Linked DNA regions of Homo sapiens: region 1 is linked to region 2. Evidence: chromatin loops called from intact Hi-C (ENCODE). Cell type or tissue: A673. All regions are shown on one strand. Each heading gives the region's core, and the rest is flanking DNA. Links, peaks and the distances in the headings are about the cores only.

What was found. A loop is a pair of places that touch in the nucleus more often than their neighbours do. Peaks named below come from ENCODE experiments on the same cell type or tissue, not always from the same donor. Only the 100,000 strongest peaks of a DNase experiment are listed, where the experiment ranks them.
Region 1: it touches region 2 in a loop (3-fold over the local background); 14 of 110 quality-filtered maps call a loop at or near these places.

The regions. Positions count from the first base shown.
Region 1 is chr5:150,104,536-150,116,014 of GRCh38, forward strand. PDGFRB (platelet derived growth factor receptor beta) reads right to left here. Exons shown (of 23, transcript NM_002609.4): 23 at 9,304-11,411. The coding sequence ends at 11,228. It also overlaps a transcript of CSF1R not described here. Among named protein-coding and RNA genes, the nearest start is that of CSF1R, 24 kb to the left of the region's middle. RefSeq lists a silencer at 5,511-5,805, enhancers at 6,851-7,363, 8,074-8,823 and a promoter at 8,735-9,513. In A673, for the core only: no CTCF peak of the experiment used is centred there; a DNase peak (open chromatin) is centred at 4,916.
Region 2 is chr5:149,833,324-149,844,802 of GRCh38, forward strand. It overlaps PPARGC1B (PPARG coactivator 1 beta), which reads left to right. Exons shown (of 12, transcript NM_133263.4): 5 at 1-455; 6 at 1,351-1,387; 7 at 1,978-2,042; 8 at 2,940-3,750; 9 at 6,718-6,793; 10 at 8,933-9,054. Among named protein-coding and RNA genes, the nearest start is that of PDE6A, 110 kb to the right of the region's middle. In A673, for the core only: a CTCF peak has its summit at 4,540 (motif pointing right); DNase peaks (open chromatin) are centred at 4,538 and 6,608; H3K4me3 peaks cover 2,504 bases; H3K27ac peaks cover 6,861 bases.

The DNA of each region.
Region 1 (11,479 bases), core at 1,732-9,731, 270 kb after region 2:
AGGTGCTCACTATGTGAAAGGCAGCACGCCCAGTGCTCTTTGGAATTTTCTCATTGAATCCTCAACTCTAGAGGTAGGTGTGGTTATTATCCTTGTTTTACTGAAGAGCAAACCAAGGCTCAGAGAAGTTAAGTCACTTTCCCAAGATCACACAGCTGGTGAGGGCATTTCTGCCTCCTATGGTACAGGTATACCTGACCATTCTGATCCACTGATTTTAGATGTATGAAGAGTGAATGAATTAATGAATGAATGCTGTATGCCAAAGCCCCGTGAGTAGGAAGGTACTCTGTCCTCCTGGAAAAAATGGCATTTAGAGGCCTAATCCTTACTCTTTTGTTCATTTGTTCTTTTTTTTTTTGAGATGGAGTTTCATTCTGTCACCCAGGCTGGAGTGCAGTGGCGTGATCTCAGCTCACTGCAACCTCCACCTCCTGGGTTCAAGTGATTCTCTTGCCTCAGCCTCCTGAGTAGCTGGGACTATAGGCACCCACCACCACGCCCAGCTAATTTTTTAATATTTTTGACAGAGGCTGGGTGCAGTGGCTCACACCTATAATCCCAGCACTTTGGGAGGCCCAGGCAGGTGGATCACGAGATCAGGAGATGGAGACCAGCCTGGCTAACACAGTGAAACCCTGTCTCTCCTAAAAATACAAAACATCAGCCAGGCGTGGTGGCACGTGGCTGTAGTCCCAGCTGCTCAGGAGGCTGAGGCAGGAGAATCACTTGAACCCAGGAGGCGGAGGTTGCAGTGAGCCAACATTGTGCCACTGCACTCCAGCCTGGGTGACAGAGAGAGACTCTGTCTCAAAAAAAAAAAAAAAAATATATATATATATATATATATTTTTTTTTTTTTAATAGAGGCGGGGTTACCATGTTGGCGAGGCTGATCTCGAACTCCTGACCTCAAGTGATCTGCCCGTTTTGGCTTCCCAAAATGCTGGGGTTACAGGCGTGAGCCACTACACCTGGCCTCTTTTTTTTCTTTTTCCCTTTTTTTATAGGCAAGTCTCATTCTGTTGCCAGGCTAGAGTACAGTGTCAGAGTTACAGCTCACTGAAGCCTCAAACTCCTGGGCTCAAGCAATCCTCCTGCCTCAGCCTCCTGAGTAGTTAGGACTACAGGCACACACCGCCCACTTGACTAATTTTCTATTTCTTTTTGTTGAGACAGGGTCTCACTGTGTTGCTCCAGCTGGTCTCAAACTCCTCCTGGCATCAAGCGATCCTCCTGCCTTGGCTTCCCAAAGGGCTGAGATTACATGTGTGAGCCACCACACTGGACTCCCTAATATTTTCTGAGTGCTGTTTATGTGCCAGGCACCACAGCAGGCTCTTTCCATATTTATCTAATTTAGTGCTTTTAACACATGAGGCTGATTCTATTAATTACGCCATTTTGCCGATGAGGAAACCAAGGCTCAGAGAGGTTAGTTCACTTGCCCAAAGTCCCAGAGCCAGGGAATGACAGAGCTGAGACTGGAAGCAGGCAGCCTGGCTGCAGAGCCTACGCTAATGACCAGCACACTGCACAGGGCGATCCTGACCTCCCCCAGCAGTGGGTGTGCTGACCGCTAGTGGACACAGAGTGGGGAAGTGCCATGGGACTCAGTGGGGTAAGCCCTGACTGAGGAAGCCTTGGTGATGCTGCCGGGAAGGTGACAAACAAGAATCCCAGATTGACATTACCCCTTCCTGTGGCAGAGGAACTTTGAGAGGAGTTTGCATGACAGCCCAAGGATTAGGAAACTCTGAAGAAATGTGTGGGCCATGTCACACTTCACATACTGAGAGCCTAGTTTTCATCTCCCTGCCTGACTCCTGGACCCTGGAACCTCCAGACCCCAGGTCAAGGACAGCTTAGCCCCCACCCTCCTGCCCAGTTAACCCCAACTGCAGCCCATGCCCTGGGACCCAGGAGGTTCCCCACCAGAGAGTGGAGTGGGCCCAAGCTAGGAGCCAGGGACCCAGACAGAATAATGGCAATTTGGCAACTGGTTCCTCTTTGACCCTGGACCACAAAGGTTCGACCACACCTATCTCTAGGCCTGAGGATTGAGCTCTAGTGTCTGAATTGGAGTACTATGGGGTATTTGCTCCCATTACTATTGCAGCTCCATAGAGCAGATCAAGGCCATACCCTGTAGCAGGGCTTACAGGGGCCTTTGCAATCTGATCTCTGCCTCTTCTCTCTCCATCCACCCTCCCTGCTGTACTGAACACTTGCAGCTCCTGCATACACCCCCACACTCCTTCTTCCTGTTCCACATACTTCTGCTTCCACCTGGCCCATAAGCCTCCCTTTGCCTGACTGAGTCCCTGTCTTATAGTCTCTCGTGGCTCCCTGAGTTTCCTGGCACTTCTCGCTGTCAACAGAAGCACAGTTATGAGAGTGGTTATTGGTGTGATGTCATTCTGACCCCTTTGTTCTGCAGCAGGAGTTTCCTGGTAGGGCCAGTCTCCCTTCCGGTCTTCTTTATACCCTCTACACCTGGCCCTGCCTGGCAGATGAGTGCTCAGTCAATGCCAGATGCATGAAGAAATGTATAAACAATCCAATGAATGAATGAATAAATGAAGAGCAAGGAGAAGCTCTCCACCCTCCAAAAGCAATTTATTCAGCAAATGCTTCATGTGTCAGGCCTTGTTCTGGGCCCAGGAAGGCCAAGGCTCAGAGCACTTTCCTGCATGCAGGGACCTCACCGCCTGGTGGGAGGTAAGGCAAGTAGCTAAGTGGTGTTATACAGTGCAGCTGATAATATCTGACATCTATGGACATTAACATGATTTGTCATCCAATTTGGAACCTTTGAGACTGGAAGGGGTGCTATTAATAATTGCATTAACACAGGGGCATGAAGAAGGACTGTTCTGGTTGATCCATTGGGCACACTCTTCATGCCAGTCTCTGGACTGAGCTATTTGCACAGATCATCTCATTGATTCTCCCAGCCACCTTAGGGGAAAGCTGTAATTACTCCATGTTACAGATGAAGAAAGACAGGCTCAAAGATGGTAAGTAACCTGCCTGGAGTTAAACAGCTAAGTGGCAGAGCTGGGTTTTAAACCCTGGAACCCAGAGCCAGAGCCCACATGTTCAACCACTGTCTTTCATCAATGGCAGGGGCTCTCAGGAGGATCGAGGGTAAAGGGGAACAGCCTAGGCTTTGGAGCCAGATAGACCAGGAATTCATTCCCCACTCCTAACCACAGCCAGGTCCCCGGCCTTTCAAGGCCTTGTTTCTTCATTATGTAAAATGGGGAAGGGGCTATTGACTCAGATCCAGTGAGACAATAATGCAGGTGAAGGGCATGCAACAGATATTTCTCAATCACTGTCCCTGGCCCTGGGGACATGGTGGTGAACAGGTCAGCTGTGGTCCCTCCCTTCTGCAACTCACAGCCTATTGTCAGAGCCAGGAGAGGAACCAGGCCACTGGGGGAGTTGCAAGATGTCCTGGGATCACCGGAGAGAAGAGTCAAGGAAGGCCCTATCTGAGTTGAGAGGAAGTGAGAAGGGTGAGGAGTTGGGGGAGAGATACAGGGAGGAGGAAGGAATGTTCCAAGAAGGAGAAACAGCACAGTAAAGGCCTGGAGGCGTAAGAGTGCACAGGGTATGGGAGGCTAAGAATGCTGAACAGATGTGAGGGCCCATAAGAGGCACAGACAAAGGAATGCGAAGAGAAATCATTTTCAGCTGAAGAATGAGGAAAGCTTCTTGGAGAAAGTAGCTTTTGCTGGGCTGGAAGCTTGAGCAAGACTTTGACCTTCAGCTATAAAAGACTGGGCATTCTAGGTGGTGACGGTAGCACCAAAAAAAGGGGCAGAGGTCAGGAAGCTAGTGGCCCACACAAGGTGGATGGACCTTGGAGGGCAGATGTGGGAGAGGCAGTAGGAGAGGTTGGAATCAGATCAGGGAGGGCCTTAAAGATTCCATGAAGGAGTCTCGACTTTGCTGGGCCACGGGGAGCCACTGAAGATGTTTGAGCAAGGGAACACCAAGACCATCACTATGCTTCAGGAAGATCAAGAATGAAAAAGAAAAATTTTCAGATGTGGAAGCTTCCCTCTTGTCTCTTCAGAGGGGAAAAAAGGGACTTAGAATTCTGTGATTTTCCAGAAACTGTGTTACTTCCCCATGTTTGTGACTTTTCTAGTTCCTGCAGTGAAGACCCACAAAATCTAAAACCAGAGACTGTGGATCTGCAAAGGGGAGCTGGGCAAGGGCAGCCTGCTGTGAAGCCCTGCAGGAGAAGGCGAGGAGCCCTGAGCAGGTGGGGGGTGGGAGCTGCTGGAGAGGGCAGACCTGTATGCCAAGAACATGTGGGTGAGGGAAGAGCCAGCTGGGAGGGGGTGGTACAGGGAGACAGTTCGGCTTCTGTGATGTCCCCAGGTCCCTGCCCCAGGCCAATGGTCCCTCGCCAGACCCCTACACAGTGGTGGCAGATTTTCTTCCAAGCTGTGGGAAACTTTCATGGCCCAGAGCGGCCCCAGAACCCCATCCCAAGGAGAAGCCCGCCCCCCCCCCACCACCCAAGAAATTCCAGGAGCCACATTCTGTGTAGGCAGCTGGCCCCTGACCCCAGGGCTCAGCCTGCTGGCCACTCTGAGATCTGGAACTGGACCTAGACACCCCCGGGGAAGGTAGGAGCAGGGAGGCTGGAAGGCAAGAGCCTCCCTGCAGTGACTGTAGCCAAGCCACTTGATGGCTCTGAGCCTCAACCTCCTCATCTGGAGGCTCCTCTCACAGGCTAATCGTGAGGATCCGATGGGACCACTGGTAGGAGCACACCCTACACCATGAGGGACTGGGGCAGAGCAGGGCGGTGAGGGAAGGCTGGGTTTCCCGACGGGTGGGATGCCCTGTCTAGATGTGGGATGATGGATTAGTAGAGCTGCAGCAGCACTGAATGGCACTGTGGGAAGCTTCCTGCCTTGCCAAGTCCTCTGGGTGTTTCTGGTTATGCCAAGGAGAATGTTTCAGCTTGGCGCATTTCTGTCTTCAACTCTTCTCTGTCACCCACTTATGACTTTTCTCAATAAACCAAAGAGGGTCCATACTTCCTCCACCAGTCCAGAGTACTTAGCTAGAATTAAATAACGTTGTTTCTGTTGTTTGTATGTTTGATTTTCTCAGCCGCCCAGGGCACTATATGTACTTAAAAGGGAATTTTTAGACTTCAGTGACATTTTAAATGTTTATTCTCTTTACTCAACAACTCAATGTCTAGGAATTTATGCTATGGAAACAAATACTTAAATATGCAAAAACAAACATATTTTATAAATAATGGCCATTGTAGCATAACTTATAACTCTAAAAAATGGGAAATAGTCCAAATGCCCCTCAGTAGGAGATTGGTGTTAAATATAGTGAACCCCAAGTTTCTCTTCAAAGAATCAGTATGTCAATATGTTCAGCTCTCTTATTCTTTGATTCTCCATTTTAAAGTTTAACTTCCTGGATCTCTTCGCCCCCTTGCTTCTGGTTTCAGTAAACAACTTTCCCACCAGTCCTAATCAGTTCACATCTGTTCCCCTGGTCACCTGCTTTGACCTGAGTCACCTGCTCCATCCTGACTCATCCTGAGCCACCTGTTCGTATCCACCTTTCCCACCAAACTACTCACCCCGGCACTCCAGCTCATGCTCCTGCTCTTTTTTTTCAAATAGCCAATTGGAATTAGCTTAGACTATGCGGTCCAACCCTAGCCAATAGGGGAACAATGCAGCAGTAGAGGCTGCCTGTGTCAGGAATAAGAACCTCTTCCCCTCCCCTGTCAAGGTGTGCTCTCGCCATTGTTCCATCTGCCAGGAGCACCCTCTCTGCAGAAAGTAAAAATTGCCTTGCTGAGGAAATTAAATTTATGTTCGAGTGCTATTTCTTTGTGGCACTGGGGAACAAGCATTTTGCATTTCTGACATTGGTTAAATAATGTCTGGCACAGGCTTGCTTTTAAACTATGTGCATCTCTCAAAATGAATGCATTAATATCTGTATTTCCCATGGACCTATGAGTATGCCCATGATATATTGTTAAGTGAAAAACAAAAAGTTGCACAATGACAAATGGGAGTTTTGTTGAAGATTATAGCTATATTCTATGTAGATAGGTACAGATACAAATATTAGTATGGATATAAAGAAAACAACTTTGAAAAATATAACTAAACTATTTATAGTGAGAGGCAGAATTTCAACAAGATAAATTTGTACCACAGAGTTGCTGAATAAAGAGAATAAAGATTTAAAATGTTACTGCATTTAACATATAAAAATACTCAAAGAAGACCTTCTCTTTCTATATTATGTATTTTGGTAATGGATTTTTAAATACAGGCATATATGACATAAATACTTGTATCAAGTAGTTTTTTTTTTTTTGTCAGATCACAGGACCTTATTAAGATGGAATCACTGCTAATTACATAGAAGCCACTTGCCTAAGCCAGAATCCATGAGGTTCACGTGAAGTTATAGTTGCACAAATTAGAAACAAAAGGCATATTCAAAGACAGAAGGAAATATCCTGATGCCCATTAAAAATAATTTTTAATTGCAAAACCGAACATTATAACTAAAATAAAAGGGGCCTGTTAGAGACGGTGCCCTGATTCAAAGAAGAAGGGACGTGAATGGGAGCTGTGAGACCCTCATCAGCTGCAGGTCAGGGCCCCGGCAGAAATAGCTCCTTTCAGTCTTTCCCTCTTTTTCCAGGAACAAGAACCCCGGCCGTGAGTGGGGTGGCGGAAGAATTGTGCAGTCCAAGTGGCTCATCTGTCTGGGAGGAAAATCCCAGCTCACCCGTCTTCCCTGGGCCCGCCTGAGGGGAGAGACTGGGAGGCAGGAGCCCAGCAGGGGCTGACCTGTGGTTACCCCAGACCCTGCCTGCCCTCTGCACAGGGGCCTGAGAGGCCCAAGCCCTCCCACAAATGAGTTTTTATTATTTTTCTCTAGCTCTCAGATGATGTTAGCTTTCCTTTCTCATCCAGTCCTTTCCTATCCTTTCTCTTGGGGAAACACAGTACCAGAAGGTCTGGAGACAGAAGATAGGAGTTTTGTCGCAGGCTTCCCCAGTCCCTAGCTCTGCAAATTTGGGTGGGTGCTTTACCTCCCTGAGTGCTGACTTGGGAGTCAGTCTGACCTGGGCTCCTCTCCCATCCCTGCCACACTGACCAGATGATCTTGGGCAAGTCACTTCAAAACCTCCCTGAATGCACATTTGATTTGGTTTGAATGCAAATCAAAATTGTGAAAATAAAATAAAATTTCAGGAGCTCCCCAATTCATTATGCCAATGGGAAAAGTTAAGCCCTGGAAACTGAGTCACATCACAGGACTGCTCTCTGACCATTGCCTCTTGATTTTTGTGTTGAGAATGTTATACTTTAACCGGGCTCCCCATTCTTTATTCAAACCTGGACTAAATGACACGCTGGTGATCATTACCTCTTTACAAATGAGTGTTAAGCAGCCCCCTTAAAGTGTAGTCAATAGTAGCCAATCAAATCTTGTAGCTCTACGTTAACCTTTGTATGGAAAATGTAATTGTGTTACCCACCCGTTTCTGGCTATATAAACCATCCTCACCTTGCCCCACACAGGGAAGCACTGATCACCATTCTCTGGTTTTCCTGTTTCCTGACGACTACCCTCACACTTTGCCCTTGAATAAACTTCTTTAACTAGAAAAACAAAAACAAACAAAACAACAACAGCTTGGACTGGTGTCTCATCTGTAACATGGGATAATAGTAGGACTCAGGTCACTGGGCTTTTGGGAGGGTAAAATGAGCTAATGTGTGTGAAGCAACCAGACAGCCCTGGGGCATAGTAACTGTTGGATAGTGGTAGTCAGATTTTTATCAACCTTTGTCTTAGTGTGGCATCTAGCTCCATTTATCCCTGGGGAAACTGAGGCCTGATGTGGTGTAATCCACTCAAGTTCCCATAAGGAGCAGGCCTGAGACACAGGGAGCTGAGATCTTCTGACCTCCAGACAGAGGCTTTTGCACCAGCAAAGATAATCCCTGTCTGGAATGTGGGCTAGTTATTTTCTTTACAAGGCAGATCCGGGTATCACCTCATTCAACTCCTGCCACAGCTAGAAGAGAAGTCACAGGCTCTGGGTGTTTTCTGAAGCCAGGATCCCTGGGATGGTGGGCTTTGTATGGCCAGGCCTTATAGCCGTCGGGTATTTTCCCTGGTGTGGCTCAGCTGCCCCTGAGTTGGCGGCTGGGCCTGTGAGTCAGAGCTGTCCCATGGCTCCATTCTTTTCCCCACTTGAAGCCACAGCCCCAGACTCCTGGAGGCAGTCCAGGGAGGCCTGTGGTTCCAAAATGAGGTCCTTCCCGCACCCACTCAAATGAAGATGCCGTTTCCCCAGCTCAGAGAGAGCAAGGGAGGGGCTAAGGACACACAGTGATGGATCTGAGGCTGACATCTGGTCCACCTCAAGTGAGCCAAGTACAGGACTCTGGGCCCAGGTGGGAGGGCCCTAGCACTCTGTCCCCTGCCCCCAGCAACCCTATTGCCCCTGGCCCTGTGTTGCTGCCGGGGTCCCACAGGCCTGGGCTCGGCAGGAGAGCCTATGACTCATGCCGGCCCCACAACCCCTGAGATGCTGCAGCCGTGAGGGGTCTGGGTCCTGCCAGGTCTACACCTCTCTGCCCTCAAAGCCACAGCCTGGTCGCCACCCTATTCCCTCCCCTGTCCTTACCCTGGCCGCAGTTCCCTCCGCTTCCTCTCTTCCTCTTCCTCTTCCTCTTCTCTCTTCTCCACCTTCTCCTCACTTCGTGCTCTCACGCTTTTGGACACTCTGTCTGCCCTTCTCCTACCTGGGGCCTGATCATGACTCACCTGGACCTGGAATCTGGGCTCTAGCAGCTGCCTGTCACAGAGCACGCCGGCCTCAATCCGGGCCTGTGGGCGGAGTGGAGGGGAGGGTGTCCCAGCTGATAGCCAAAGCCAAAGCACATGGTGGAGGCAGTGAGACGCCTCAGCACCAGAGCCTTGGAGCAGCCCTGCAGCCCCACACCCTCCTGCCCGACTCAAGGCCAGGCTCTGTGGAGCCAGAAAAGCCTGCTCGCTTCCCACCTTGGGAAACCAAGCCCAAGGTCTAGGCCCCCCAGCTTCCAGCGAGGGGTGGGAGAGCGAAAATCCCCACTTTACAGATGAATGAAATGAGACTCAGAGCTGAAGGGACCTGTCTGGGGGTCTGCGTCTGGGTGAGCCTCATGTGCCCCACTCCACACTCCCTATGGGCAGGAACCCAAACCCGAGAGAGACCACAAAGTCTGTGAGTGAGAAGCACCAGGTTTAATATTAAAATCTTTCCCTTAAAAAAAAGTACACAGATAGAAAAACTCAACAGCATACAAAATAGCATTTCTGCTGTATAAATGTGAGTTAACGTGAGTCCTAAAAATATTTGTAAACCTAGGTGATTATATCTTTGGTACCGTATTGAGAACCCACTCTCCCTCCTTGGACCAACTCTGGGGATCCCAGGGAAGTAAGGTGCCAACCTGCAATGCAGGGTTGGTGCCCAGAGGGGTTGAGCTTCCTGCACCCCCTTCCCAACCCTCCCCGTGCGGGGGCGTCTTGGCTACAACCCTGACTCCCCTGGCACCTCCAATGCCCACTGGGCTGGGGACAATGAGATGTCACTGCTAGGTCTGGGCAGTGACAAAACCATACCCCCATGGAGCGCTGCCTCAGGGATGGGGCAGCTGGTGGGTGAGGGGCAAACCTCCAAAGCGCCCACCTCTCACATCCTTCTTGGGGTACCCATCTGAAGCTTCTTGTCTTTTACAAGACATAACTGTCCTCACTGTCCATTCTGTCTTCGACGCAGACCTCGGCACAGGTGCTGGAGTGGTGGGCTGCAGGAGGTGATCTCATTTGCCCTCTTTGTCCCTTTTGCCCAGGATACCCCCGGAGGTCATCGTGGGTAGTGAAAGAGGTCCCGTGGTCTTCCCATGTCCCTGGGGCAGCTGCTGGGGGCTTTCCAGGACACCGGCTGTCACTCTAAGTCAAGGCCTGTGCAGCTGTGTTCTTGAGACTTGCTGGGGGCCTGGGGAAGGGGCATGGTTCCTGAGTCCCCAGAGTGTGATGTGTGATCTGGAATCTCCCAGGAGCCCAGCTGACCCCCAGGATGGAAGTTTAGGGTATATGGCCTTGCTTCATCTGGACAAATGTGCAACCACCTGGAATACTCTAGAATGTTAGTGCTGGCAAGGCACTCAGAGTTAATAAGTCCGACTTATTCATTTTTTGAAGGGGAAACTGAGGCCCAGAGAGGGTGAGGGATTCCTCCAAAGCCTCATAGCAGGTCCAATGCAGAGCCAGGGCCATATACTGGCACACACACGTGGCCACTCCACACTGGCACATTTACATTCTCATCACAGATGCGGGGCCCGTCTGGCCTTCTAGACTCTGGTGGATGGATTAAGACTGAGGGTGATAAAGAAAAAGCCCCAGGACTGATGGGCCTGAAGGACAGGGACACAGGCACTTGCTATGGCTGCGTGTGCTCCAAGTGCCCTGGGCAAGGGCTGCAGGCTGGGGGTGTCCTGTACTTGGCTCAGCCTCCAGCATTAATTAGGCTGCCTAATGGCCCCAGACCAGCTCGGGCCAGGGAACGCAGGGACTGGCATCATAGGGAGGAGACTGGCTTTCTTCTGGATGAGGCAACACTGCTCAAGGCTAGGCCCTAGCTCAGCCAGCAGCCAGGGAGGCTAGGGTCTCTTCCCTAGCTCCTGGGTGGATAAAAGTGCGAGGAGAGAGCTATGATTCCTTGAGGGGTAGCTGGCTGAACAGAAAAAAGTTAATTTACCACCTCAGTAACTCCAAGAATCTTCCCAGGGAGGGATTCGGTCTCCCCACCTGTCAGCCAGGGAGAGAATCCTAGATTCTGGGTCATCAAGCCTAACTTTCCCATTTTACATATGGGAAAACTGAGTTCCCTGGGGGAACCCTGGCTCAGAGTCAGTTGGCCTCCCTGGAGGCAGAGGGCTGGTCACGGCCCCTGCAGTTTTCTTGCCTCCTAAGCCAGCCCCAGGGTTTGGGGCACAACACGTCAGGAGCAGAAAGCTTCCAGAAGGGGACAGCTGATAAGGGCAGCCTGGCTGACAGGAAGCCCGGTCAGGCCAGGCCAGGAGATGCTGGGTGCTGGCAGGGGGGGAGCTTCAGGCAGGGCAGGGTAGGGGCCAGCCCCCTACAGGAAGCTATCCTCTGCTTCCGCCCGAGGCGCAGGGCACCCCGAATCCGGCAACTGTTCCAGCTCTGGCTCCGGCTCCACCTGGAGCTCAAGCTGGGGCTCTGGCTCTGGTTCGTCCTGGGGCTCCAGGGGGCTGTCACAGGAGATGGTTGAGGAGGTGTTGACTTCATTCAGGGTGGAGCTAGAGGAAAGAGGCAGTGAGTGAGGGGCTAGGAAGGAGCCCAGGAGGATTCCAGCAGCAGTCATGAA
Region 2 (11,479 bases), core at 1,129-9,128:
AAGGGAGGTCCGCCGGCCTGCCAGACTGCAGCAGCAGGAGGAGGAAGACGAGGAAGAAGAGGAGGAGGAAGAGGAAGAAGAAAAAGAGGAGGAGGAGGAGTGGGGCAGGAAAAGGCCAGGCCGAGGCCTGCCATGGACGAAGCTGGGGAGGAAGCTGGAGAGCTCTGTGTGCCCCGTGCGGCGTTCTCGGAGACTGAACCCTGAGCTGGGCCCCTGGCTGACATTTGCAGATGAGCCGCTGGTCCCCTCGGAGCCCCAAGGTGCTCTGCCCTCACTGTGCCTGGCTCCCAAGGCCTACGACGTAGAGCGGGAGCTGGGCAGCCCCACGGACGAGGACAGTGGCCAAGACCAGCAGCTCCTACGGGGACCCCAGATCCCTGCCCTGGAGAGCCCCTGTGAGAGTGGGTGTGGGGACATGGATGAGGACCCCAGCTGCCCGCAGCTCCCTCCCAGAGGTAGTCAGAGTTGGTGGTCTGCGAAGTGGGGGCAGGGATGGGGTGCAGCATGCCCCTCTGCACTGGGAGCCAGGAGCCCTGTGTTCAAGTCCCCGTCCCCCAACAAAGTGTTATATGGGTTTGGACAAGTCCCTTCCCCTCCCTGGCTTTCAGCTTTTCTTTGGGCTAGTTGGAGCAGATCTTCAGAAGAACACCTATGCATCTCTGAGTTTTTCATCTTGCATGGGCAAGGTGCCACTTAATGAATTAAGCAGGCAGTCAAAAAGTAAACAGAAAAGGAGGATAATTACAAAATTGCAATAGGTACTGTAAAGAAGACTCACTGGGGATGATGTGACAGAAGCGTAAGGCTATAAGTTCAGCTCCACAATGCAGCTAGAGTTTTAAATGCTGCTAATAGCAGTAATGATAACAACAGTTAGCCACTGTATACTTACCGTGCTGGCACTGGTCTCAGATGAACAGATTGTCCCTATTGAGTCCTCACAAGAAGGCTCTCTGGTAGGGACTGTCATCGTCTCCATTTTATGATACAGAAACTCAGGCACAGAGCTACTTAATGATGAGCCCTATGCAGGGCTGTCTGTCCAGAGCTCACAGCAGTGGGACTTAGAGTCAAGTTCTTCCTCACTGTGCTACACGTTTAGCCAGAAGGGGTCACTCTTGCACCTGTTTGTACTTTCTGCAAAATCAAGTCGCTCTCCCAGCTGAGACTAGGATGGAAGGTGGATTTGAGTTGTTCTGCCCTTCTCTAAAAGTGGCAGAGGTGTTTGGTCACCTGCCCAAAGGGCAGCTGTGCTTGGCACCAGTGGAGGCCTAGGGTCTCCTCCAGAGGGGAAACATCTGCTAGTGATACCATATTGGGGAATCTTATTTTTCTGTGTCTTCTTTTCAGACTCTCCCAGGTGCCTCATGCTGGCCTTGTCACAAAGGTAGATTTTTAGAAATTATTGGTGTATTGTTCCATGAGATTTTGTCTTGTTGGATGTGTGTGTTGGTGGTGATGGGGGATTCATCAGCGCCCACCCCTGGCCCCGGCCCCACACCCTGTGCCCTGATTGTCATCTGGGACCCTCAGGAGCTGGGCTCCTTTAGAAGGGAGTTGGTGTTTAGAAACTGACTTTTGCAGGCCAGAGGAAAGGCCTCAGGCCATTTCATAACCTGTCCTCTTGGGGGCCCTGAAAAGAGTTCTTTTCTGACAGTGCCCTGTGGCTTTCAGCAAGTCCGTTCCTCCTTCTGGGCCTCGGTTGCTCCCTCTATAAAATAAGGAGGCTGACAACACTTGTCCTCTATTTACCCTCCAGTGAACCTTGCCTGTGTCTCCTAAAAGAGCTGTGCAGCTTGAATTCCTCTAACAGCCGGGATGGGGTTTCCCCCAGAGCGAATGCATCTCAGGCTCCATTTCCATGGGCAGTGGAACCAGGGCCTGTCACAGCACTCCCTGCGACCCTTTCATGGGCGGGGAGGTGGATGCCTGCTGCTGACTTGCTTCTTTCCTTTCTGTCCTCCCTGCCTCCACCAGCGACCCAACTTTTGGCAAGAAGAGCTTTGAGCAGACCTTGACAGTGGAGCTCTGTGGCACAGCAGGTGAGCCAGGGGGCTTCCACTGGCAGGTGCCTTCAGGAAAACACCCGTGCATCTCTGAGTTTTTCATCATGCATGGGCAAGGTGCCACGCAATGAACGATGCGCAAGATGCCTGCCTTCACGGGGCTTATGTTATAGGCAGTCAAAAAGCAAACAGAAAAGGAAGATCATTACAAATTGCAATAGGTACCATAAAGAAGACTCACTGGGAATGAACCAGCATTACAGGCGTGAGCCACCGCACCCAGCCCAGGTGGGCAGTTTTATCTGCGGTGCCTGCCCCCTCTCCGTCATGGGAAACACCAGAGGCATATGAGAGGTATAGTTGGGAGGGTTTGTTGAACGATTGGACGTAGATCAGGAAGAGGTATTTGGATGACTGGGAGGTTCCAGCTGCCATTAGTAGGTCACAGAAGGGATGGCAAATGGATTTCATCACATGCCAACTCCAAAGAATTGGAGGATTCCCAGCCTACCTCCAGGCTCAGCCAGCAGTGCAGTGATCAGTTAGTGATGTCTGCCATCCACTGGGTTGGGGGAGTAAAGGCACTTGGCCATTTTATTGCCATCCCAAACTAGGGTCTTTTTTTTTTCTTTTTTTTTTTTTTTTTGAGACATAGTCTTACTATGTTGTCCAGGCTGGAGTGCAGTGGCACGATCTTGGCTCACTGCACCAACAAGCCTGTTTAATTTTTTTGTATTTTAGTAGAGACATGATTTCACCGTGTTGGCCAGGCTGGTCTCGAGCTCCTGGCCTCAAGTAATCCACCCACCTCACCCTCCCAAAATGTTGGGATTATAGGTGTGAGCTACCAGGCTTGGCCCCAAACTTAGGGTCTTAGTGTCCCTTGGAGAAGTGATCTGTCTTTATCTTACCTTTCTCCTCTTCCTCGGGCAGGACTCACCCCACCCACCACACCACCGTACAAGCCCACAGAGGAGGATCCCTTCAAACCAGACATCAAGCATAGTCTAGGCAAAGAAATAGCTCTCAGCCTCCCCTCCCCTGAGGGCCTCTCACTCAAGGCCACCCCAGGGGCTGCCCACAAGCTGCCAAAGAAGCACCCAGAGCGAAGTGAGCTCCTGTCCCACCTGCGACATGCCACAGCCCAGCCAGCCTCCCAGGCTGGCCAGAAGCGTCCCTTCTCCTGTTCCTTTGGAGACCATGACTACTGCCAGGTGCTCCGACCAGAAGGCGTCCTGCAAAGGAAGGTGCTGAGGTCCTGGGAGCCGTCTGGGGTTCACCTTGAGGACTGGCCCCAGCAGGGTGCCCCTTGGGCTGAGGCACAGGCCCCTGGCAGGGAGGAAGACAGAAGCTGTGATGCTGGCGCCCCACCCAAGGACAGCACGCTGCTGAGAGACCATGAGATCCGTGCCAGCCTCACCAAACACTTTGGGCTGCTGGAGACCGCCCTGGAGGAGGAAGACCTGGCCTCCTGCAAGAGCCCTGAGTATGACACTGTCTTTGAAGACAGCAGCAGCAGCAGCGGCGAGAGCAGCTTCCTCCCAGAGGAGGAAGAGGAAGAAGGGGAGGAGGAGGAGGAGGACGATGAAGAAGAGGACTCAGGGGTCAGCCCCACTTGCTCTGACCACTGCCCCTACCAGAGCCCACCAAGCAAGGCCAACCGGCAGCTCTGTTCCCGCAGCCGCTCAAGCTCTGGCTCTTCACCCTGCCACTCCTGGTCACCAGCCACTCGAAGGAACTTCAGGTATGAACAGGGGGCTGCAGGAGAGGCAGCGGGCAGTGGAGGATCCCAGTTCCCGGGGAGCCAGGAGCCCCAGGAGGGAGGATCCCTGGGAAGCTTGCTCTGAAACTGAGGCTGCATCTCCCAGTGTGGCCCATGTCTTGGTCAGGAGCCTTGAAGGTGGTCTTCTGGGGCAGTTGTGGGTGAGTTCTGGAGGCAGGCACAGCCTGGTCTGTGAAATCGAGAGTGTCCCAAACATCCTGGCCTCCAGAAAGAAAGAAAACCCACTCCTGGCTATTTGTGGGCTTACGTCTATAAAGGAACTTGTCCCTTATCCATTTGTACTTTTTGCTTTTATGTTTGTAAAATGGATAAGTTTTTGTGCAAACATACCTGCCCCAACAGTTTGAATTCTAGGGATGTTTATAAGTAAAAGAAAGATTAGTGTAATTCTAATCTGTGCTCTGGAAAATACCTGGACATAAAGCATTGATAAGGTTTCTGGGTCATGCTGAGTTGTGCTGTGGCTTTCACCAGTTGGCTGCCCCTCGAAGGGCTTTGACCTCAGTGGAGGGATGATGCCTCATGAGCCCGCTTGCTCGTATCATCCTCGCTCGCTGAACCAGACTGGAGAAGAAGCCAGTCCAAAAGTCAGCTGGGGAGCTGGGCAGAAAAAATGGAGGTTTGGCAGATTCAGAGGGTACTGGTTGCTCCTCTCTGATCACAGTGGGTCCTGATTCTCCCTGGGGAAGGCTTGAGGACAGTCAGTGTCATCATCCCCAGCCCTGTGTTGAGGTGAAGCTGAGTGGCCACTAGATGCTGCTCTTGGGCTAGAGCCCAGCTGCCGAATCCGCTGCAGGATTTGTTGCGCCTCCACTGGCCGGCCCACACCCGGGTGTCTGATCTGTAGGTCTGGGGTGGGGCAGGGGCAGGGGCAGGGGCAGGGATTGGCGTTTCCAACAAGTCCCCAGGTGATGATGATGACATTGCTAGAGTATCATACTCTGAGACCAGAATTTAGGTCTTGCGAAGATACCTCTTCTTCCCTTCTAAAGGGACTAGCAAAAAAAAATTTTTTTTTGTTAAATAAAATGTAAAAAGACTTCAGCTTTATGTTTATACATCTACAACAAGTGTTCTTAACTGTTTGAAAACCTGATTAAAGCAAAGGCCCATCTCCATATTAAAATGTGCATACACATCTAACTGGGCATTCAATTTTAGGGGGTTTGTGGGCTCCCCGCAAACTTGTTAAGAAGCCCTAAATTTTTTGTTCCTCAAAGTGAGGTCCGCAGCAATTTCTCCAGCAAGCCCTTACTGTAGAAGCTAGGATTCGTCAGTCACAGCTGCGTTCTGCCGACTTCGCTGAGCCTCTCTTTCTGGCTCCATTCTTTCCCGGGGGTAGCTTCTGCCCTACAGTGGTCCAATGTCAAAGGTTTGGCTTCAGCCTTGCTTTGCTGTGAGCTAAAGCACTCCATCTCCACATTAGGCAGTTGCCCAGGTTCTCTTCATGTTGAAATACATCCCCCAAGCTGGAGCTTCCCTGGTCTCCTTTCTCTCCTGCCCAGCTCAGAGGTGTTTGGGCTGGGCCTGCATTCATAGAATTGCCTGGGAAGAGTCGAGAACTTCTCTAGAAACCCCCATGGATTTTCCTTTTTCTCTTCTCACTTTTGGGCCAGGTTCAGGGCTGGCTTTTTCTGCTCACTACAGAAACTTAATTGGGTAACCTGGCTCCTGCTCAGCTACCTGGCTGAGCTCAGTACCTGGTAAACCTGGTAAGATACTAATCAGCCTTCTCCAGACCTGTACCAAACACTCAGCAACAGAAAGCACGTTAAGCTGGGTTAACAACACAAATCTTGAACTCCACGATACCTTCCAGGCACTCTCAGCTCTTCAGGTGGGGAAATTCTACCAATTCTGTTGCAAAAGGGATGATAATACAATAATTAGGTAACCCTTTAAAGTTGCAAGTAATTTCCCCTCCCATTATCCTACTAGAGCTTCACAGGTGCACCTGGAGGTATCTGCTGCTTATCCCCATTTTATAGATGAGGAAGCTGAGGCTCAAAGAGATTACATAGAAAAATAGAGCAAATATTTACGGAGCAGTTCCTGGGCTAAGCATTGACATGCACTTTTAAATTTAATCCTCACAAATGGCCAAGGGATGGACACAATTGGTTATCCCTATTTTATAGATGAAGAACTGAAGTTGAGAGGGCTTCTGTAACTGGCCCAAGGTCACCCAACAGGGAGGCGGTGGGGCCAAGCTTCAAACTCAAGCTGTCTGACTCACAAGCCTGTGTTCTTGTCCTCTGTGCTGTATTTGTCAGTGACTCAGACTGGATGAGTGAGGGCAGCGTGCAAGCAGGCAAGGAAGGCTGCAGGTGGGTGGCACCTGGGAGCCTGCTCGGGCTATGGGACTAATGAGCCTGATAGCTAGCCTGGAAGCATGGAGCTGCAATGGCCAGGGGCTGCTGCTTGGCTGAGGCATGAACCCAAAGGGAACAGTGGTTCTGGAATCAGAAGGACCTGCTTCTAACTTCTCTGCTTTCTGGCTTTAAGCAAATCCCATCTCAAACCTGAGCCTCAGATTTTTCATCTGGAAAATGGAGAAACATAAAACCTCATGGGGTTTAAAAAAAAATCAGGTCAAATAAGATAATAAAGCAAAAGGGCTTTTCTACCCCTAATGGCATAGAGAGGCAAGGCTCAGAATGGGGTGGGATTATAATGAGCAACACAGTGGTTCCCGGTGATCCAGTCCGGAAGCTGGCAGTAGGCATGTGTCCAGATGTTCAGGCCCACACACAGCCCTGGGCCGTCGTTGCAGAAGGGGAAGCTAGGTTTCTGCGGGAGGCAGTTCCAGCTGTGTGCCCTCGTGAACAAATCCTAAGGAAGCATCCCTTGCGTCCTGGAGCAGATCCGCCCCCACCCCCATGGTATCTCCCGAGAGTGAGTGCCTCTGCTTTGCTTGTTCACTGACAGATGTGAGAGCAGAGGGCCGTGTTCAGACAGAACGCCAAGCATCCGGCACGCCAGGAAGCGGCGGGAAAAGGCCATTGTAAGTGATCTGGGGGCCCAGAGCCTGGAGTGAATGGGAACGGACAGGAAGTGTGTGGGGGCTTCATGGACCAAAGCCTTTTGAGGCTGGCTGGTGAGCCCCTCAGTCTTCGGCCTCTGCCTGGGGAAGAAGGGACTATGGCAACAGCAGACAATGATATTTCTCTCATTTGAAGAGCACGAGGGTCACTAAAGGGCATCAAAGGTGGCACCATGCAAAGTTCAACCAAGAGACTGGCCATGAGTGTGCTGTTGGTGGTGATTTAGGGCTCAGCGTCAGGGGCCTTGAGAGAGCCAAGTGGGCGGGCTGTGGTAGTGGGGAGCAGAGCCAGGCTGGCCAGGTTACAAGTCAGCCCTGCCACCACCTTCTATGTGACCGTGGGCAGGTCCCCCAGCTACCCCGAGCCTCACTTTTCCTCATTTGTACGTAAGGGAGTTGGGCCTGTGCTTCCCAAGGCTTTCCCCAACTTGATCAGTGCCGAGAGACCAAGAGAGCCTGTCCCTTCCTCCCCACCCACCTCCCTAATGCCTTCCCAGAGTTAGTCCACAGGCCCTGGCCTTCTGCCTTTGCCTGGTGACCCTACTGCAAAGCTCCCCACAGAGAAAACACATCAGGGGCCTGGAGTGGGGAGCTGGAGCTGGCCAGCTAGGCTATGTCACTAGAAAGGAAGGAGGAAAGTAGGATGGAAACACAAAAAGACAAACAGACTCCTGCTGAGTCTCTCCCATGTGATGTGGCACTTCAGGGAGGAGGGGCACACAGGAGGTATGCATACCCTAGAGGTGCACAGCTGTCTGCACACAGGTCCTTAAAACCGTGGACTGTGCATGGAGCATCTTCTTGGAGTCTGGGTCTGGTCATTCAGCAGTTACAGGCCTAGCACAGTTCTGGGCGTTGGAGGACAGCAATGAACAAGAGGGATGAGGCCCCCCTTCTGGCTGAACAGAAGGGAGAGAGAGATAATAGACTCATAAACAAAGGAATAAACAATGTAATTACAGATTGGGATAAGCACTGTGAAATTAGTAATGTGCAATTAGTAACAATCTAAAGTAAACAGGACTGTTGAGGAAGATGTGTTTATGGGGTGGCCAGGGAAGGGCACCTTCAGGGAGCTGGGCCCTGATTGATGAAAAGGAGCAACCAAGCGAAGACTCAGGGGGACAAGTGTTTGGAGCAGTGGCAGAAAGGAGCTTTATGAATTCAAGAAGCTGCAAGGAGAGTGGGAGGAGGGGATTTCTCTGTTGAGCTGAGCTTGGACATCGTATGTTGTGGGATGTACAGTTCCCCTGACTGTTGACGACGGAGTCCTGTTTGTGGACCCGCCACCTGGGTTTTCTTCCTTGGCATGTGTAGTCCGTGGGTGGGATGGCTGGAGCATCACTGGCTATAACCTGTTTCCAGAGCAAGCCTGTCCAGGACAAGAAACTGTGTGTTTTTCCTATGGGAACACAGATTTCCAGGAACAAGCCTGCAGCTTCTCTCGCAGGTCAGAGTGATTTGTCCAATAGCAGTGGCTTCAACCAGATCAAATCACAGATCTGAGAGGAGGGGAAGGGGAGTTCCAGTCTGGACTTTCTCCCACCCCTTCCCTCTGCTAGGCTGTTCTGGGCACCCACTGGCATAGCATGGAACTCTCCTGAAGGTGACGCCTTGGTGACAGTGTCTATACTGTGGCTTCAGCCACTTTGCCCAGGCAAAACCAATATCCCTGATGCCCCCACCCCATTACCCTTCCTTCCAGCCCACTCTCACACTCACAATCAACCTGCCTCCTGTGCTTGCCCTACCCCAGCACCTCCCCTGCTCAGACTTGAAAGGTTAAGTCCAAAAGCTACTGAATATGCAGGCATATCAATGGTGATAAATCCCTCCCCCTTCCTAGCCCCAGTCTTTGCTCATTTCCTTCATGTAAGCAGTGGCTTCCTTGGAGGCCTCTTCCCTTCCAACACCCTCCCCTAACAAGGGCAGGTCCTCTGGGGTAGAGATTGGCATTGTCCTCTCTCTGACTCCAGCCGGTATTGCTCACTCAGCCAGGCATCATGGACTAGGACAAGGACTCCACGGGAGCCCACTCCCAGAGGGGCCCCAGGAAGCCAGGCAATGACGGAGTCTCTCTCTGTCCTCCTTCTTGGGCAGGGGGAAGGCCGCGTGGTGTACATTCAAAATCTCTCCAGCGACATGAGCTCCCGAGAGCTGAAGAGGCGCTTTGAAGTGTTTGGTGAGATTGAGGAGTGCGAGGTGCTGACAAGAAATAGGAGGTGAGTTGAACCAAGCCATGGCAAATGAAGGGAGCAGAGAGGGGCACTGGTCCTGATCCAGAATTGGGTACCAGAAGATGCCCAAGATTTGTGAAATGAATCTGACAAAATCCATAGCCTAGATGTGGAAAGCCAGGCCCATGAGAAGGACCAGAAATGGTAATGCAGTCAGTAATAGCAGCAAACACGTGCTGATGGTTTACGAAGTGCCAGGCAGTTTCCTTTCATTCTTTTATCTAAACTTCCCAGCACGCCAGGGACATAAGCACTCCTGGTCTTTCAATTGCTCTCCTTTCTGCAGGAGTTCAGACAAGTTAGCTGGGCAGCTAGTTGGTGGCAGAGCCAGAACCGGAGCCCATGTGTCTGCTTCAGGGCCTTTGGCCTGGAGATAGTGCGGGGCAGCAGCCCCTGGCAGCTTGAAGACTTGCACTGGGACTCCACTCTACCTCAGCCCTGTGCTTCCTCTGCAGCACCCTCCCTTCCTCTGCAGCAGCAAGTCCCAGGCCTTGGTTGGGTATGGCGGCTCACACTTGTAATCCCAGCATTTGGGGAGGCCAAGGCAGGCAGATCACTTGAGGTCAAGAGTTCAAGACCAGCCTGGCCAACATGGTGAAACCCCGTCTCTACTGAAAATTTAAAAATTTGCTGGGTGTGGTGGTGCACTCCTGTATTCCCAGCTACTCAGGAGGCTGAGGCAGGAGAATCCCTTGAACCCAGGAGGCAGAGGTTGCAGTGAGCCGAGATGGCGCCACTGCACTCCAGCCTGGGTGATAGAGCAAAAAATAAGAAAAGGCCCCAGGCCTTTTGTTCTACTAGGCAGCCCTGGTTTTTCGTCACTTACCTGGAGAAGCAGTGTTTTACCTATCAGGGGATCTGCAAAAAGAACAGGTTTCATATGAATGCACAATTTAGATGTCAAAACTTTGTCAGTTTTGAAATCTTTCTAAATTATCTCCTATTATATCGGCAAACTAAGGCAAACTAAGTTATTCGGGTTTTTACATTCTAATACAATAATAATAATAGAAAGCTTCAGCAAGAAAAGAGTTTCTGGTGTAAGAGTTATTATATACTTCTTGCCCATTAGGATGGCCACTATCAAAAAACCAGAAAATAAATACTGGCAAGGATGTGGAGAAACTGGAACTCTTGTATAGTGTTGGTGGGAATTTTAAATGATGCAGCCGATGTGGAAAACAGTATGGCAGTTCATCAGAAAATTAAACCTAGAACCCCCATCTGATCCAGCCATTCCACTTACGGGTATATATTCAGAAGAATTGAAAACAGGATCTCCAAGAGGTATTTGTTCACCCAAGCTCATAACGACATTATTTACAATAGCCAAGAGGTGAAACAATCCAAATGTCCCCCAACAGATGAACAGATAAACAAAATATGGTTTCTATACATAGAGTGGAATATTATGAAGCCTTAAAAAGGAAGGAAATTCTGACTCACGTCACCACATGGATGAACCTGACAACATTGTGCTGAGTAAAATAAGCCAGGCACAGAAAGACAAATACTGTATGATTTCACTTATATGCTATGTCTAAAGTAGTCTATTTCGTCGAAACAGAAAGAGTGATGGTTGCCAGGGGCTGCAGAGAGGAGGAATAAGGGAGGTGTTGTTTAATGGGCGTAGAGTTTCAGTTTGGCAAGGTGAAAGATTTCTGGAGCTTCGTTGCACAGCAATATGAGTATACTTAATACTGCCAAACTGTATGCTTAAAAATGGCAAAGATGGTAAATGTCCTGTTAAGTGTTTTTGCCAATTTTTTTAAAAAAGAACCATTATACAAATAGAACCATTTTAAGTTCTGTGCAGTTTTCAAGCTATCAAATGAAGATAGCATGCAAAAATAAAGCAGGCAAATTAATCTCTAAAGAGAAAGATCAGTCTGTTAAGATTTTAAAAAAACACACAGGATCTTTAAAAAAGAGTCTTGGACGTACTACCAATATTAGACATTAAAGAGGAAGAAGGGTCCGGGCATGGTGGCTCACGCCTGTAATCCCAACACTTTGGGACAGATTACTTGAGGCTAGGAGTTTGAGACCAACCCGGCCAACATGGTGAAACCCCGTCTCTACTAAAAATACAAAAAATTACCCGGGCGTGGTGGCACATGCCTGTAATCTCAGCTACTCAGGAGGCTGAGGCATAAGAATCGCTTGAACCCGGAAGGCAGAGGCTACAGTGAGCTGGGATTGCGACCACTGCATTCCAGCCTGGGTGACAGAGCGAGACTCTGTCTCAAAAAACAAATAAATAGATAAAGAGGCAGAAGGGTTCAAACTTGGCCCTGGTTCAGAGAGGTGTCAGGAAACATGATTCACGTAAATGTTTATTAGGCACCCACTATTTGTAATCCTGTCCTAATAGTTGGTGAATGCCACTTTGTCTCTGCCTTGAGGAGTT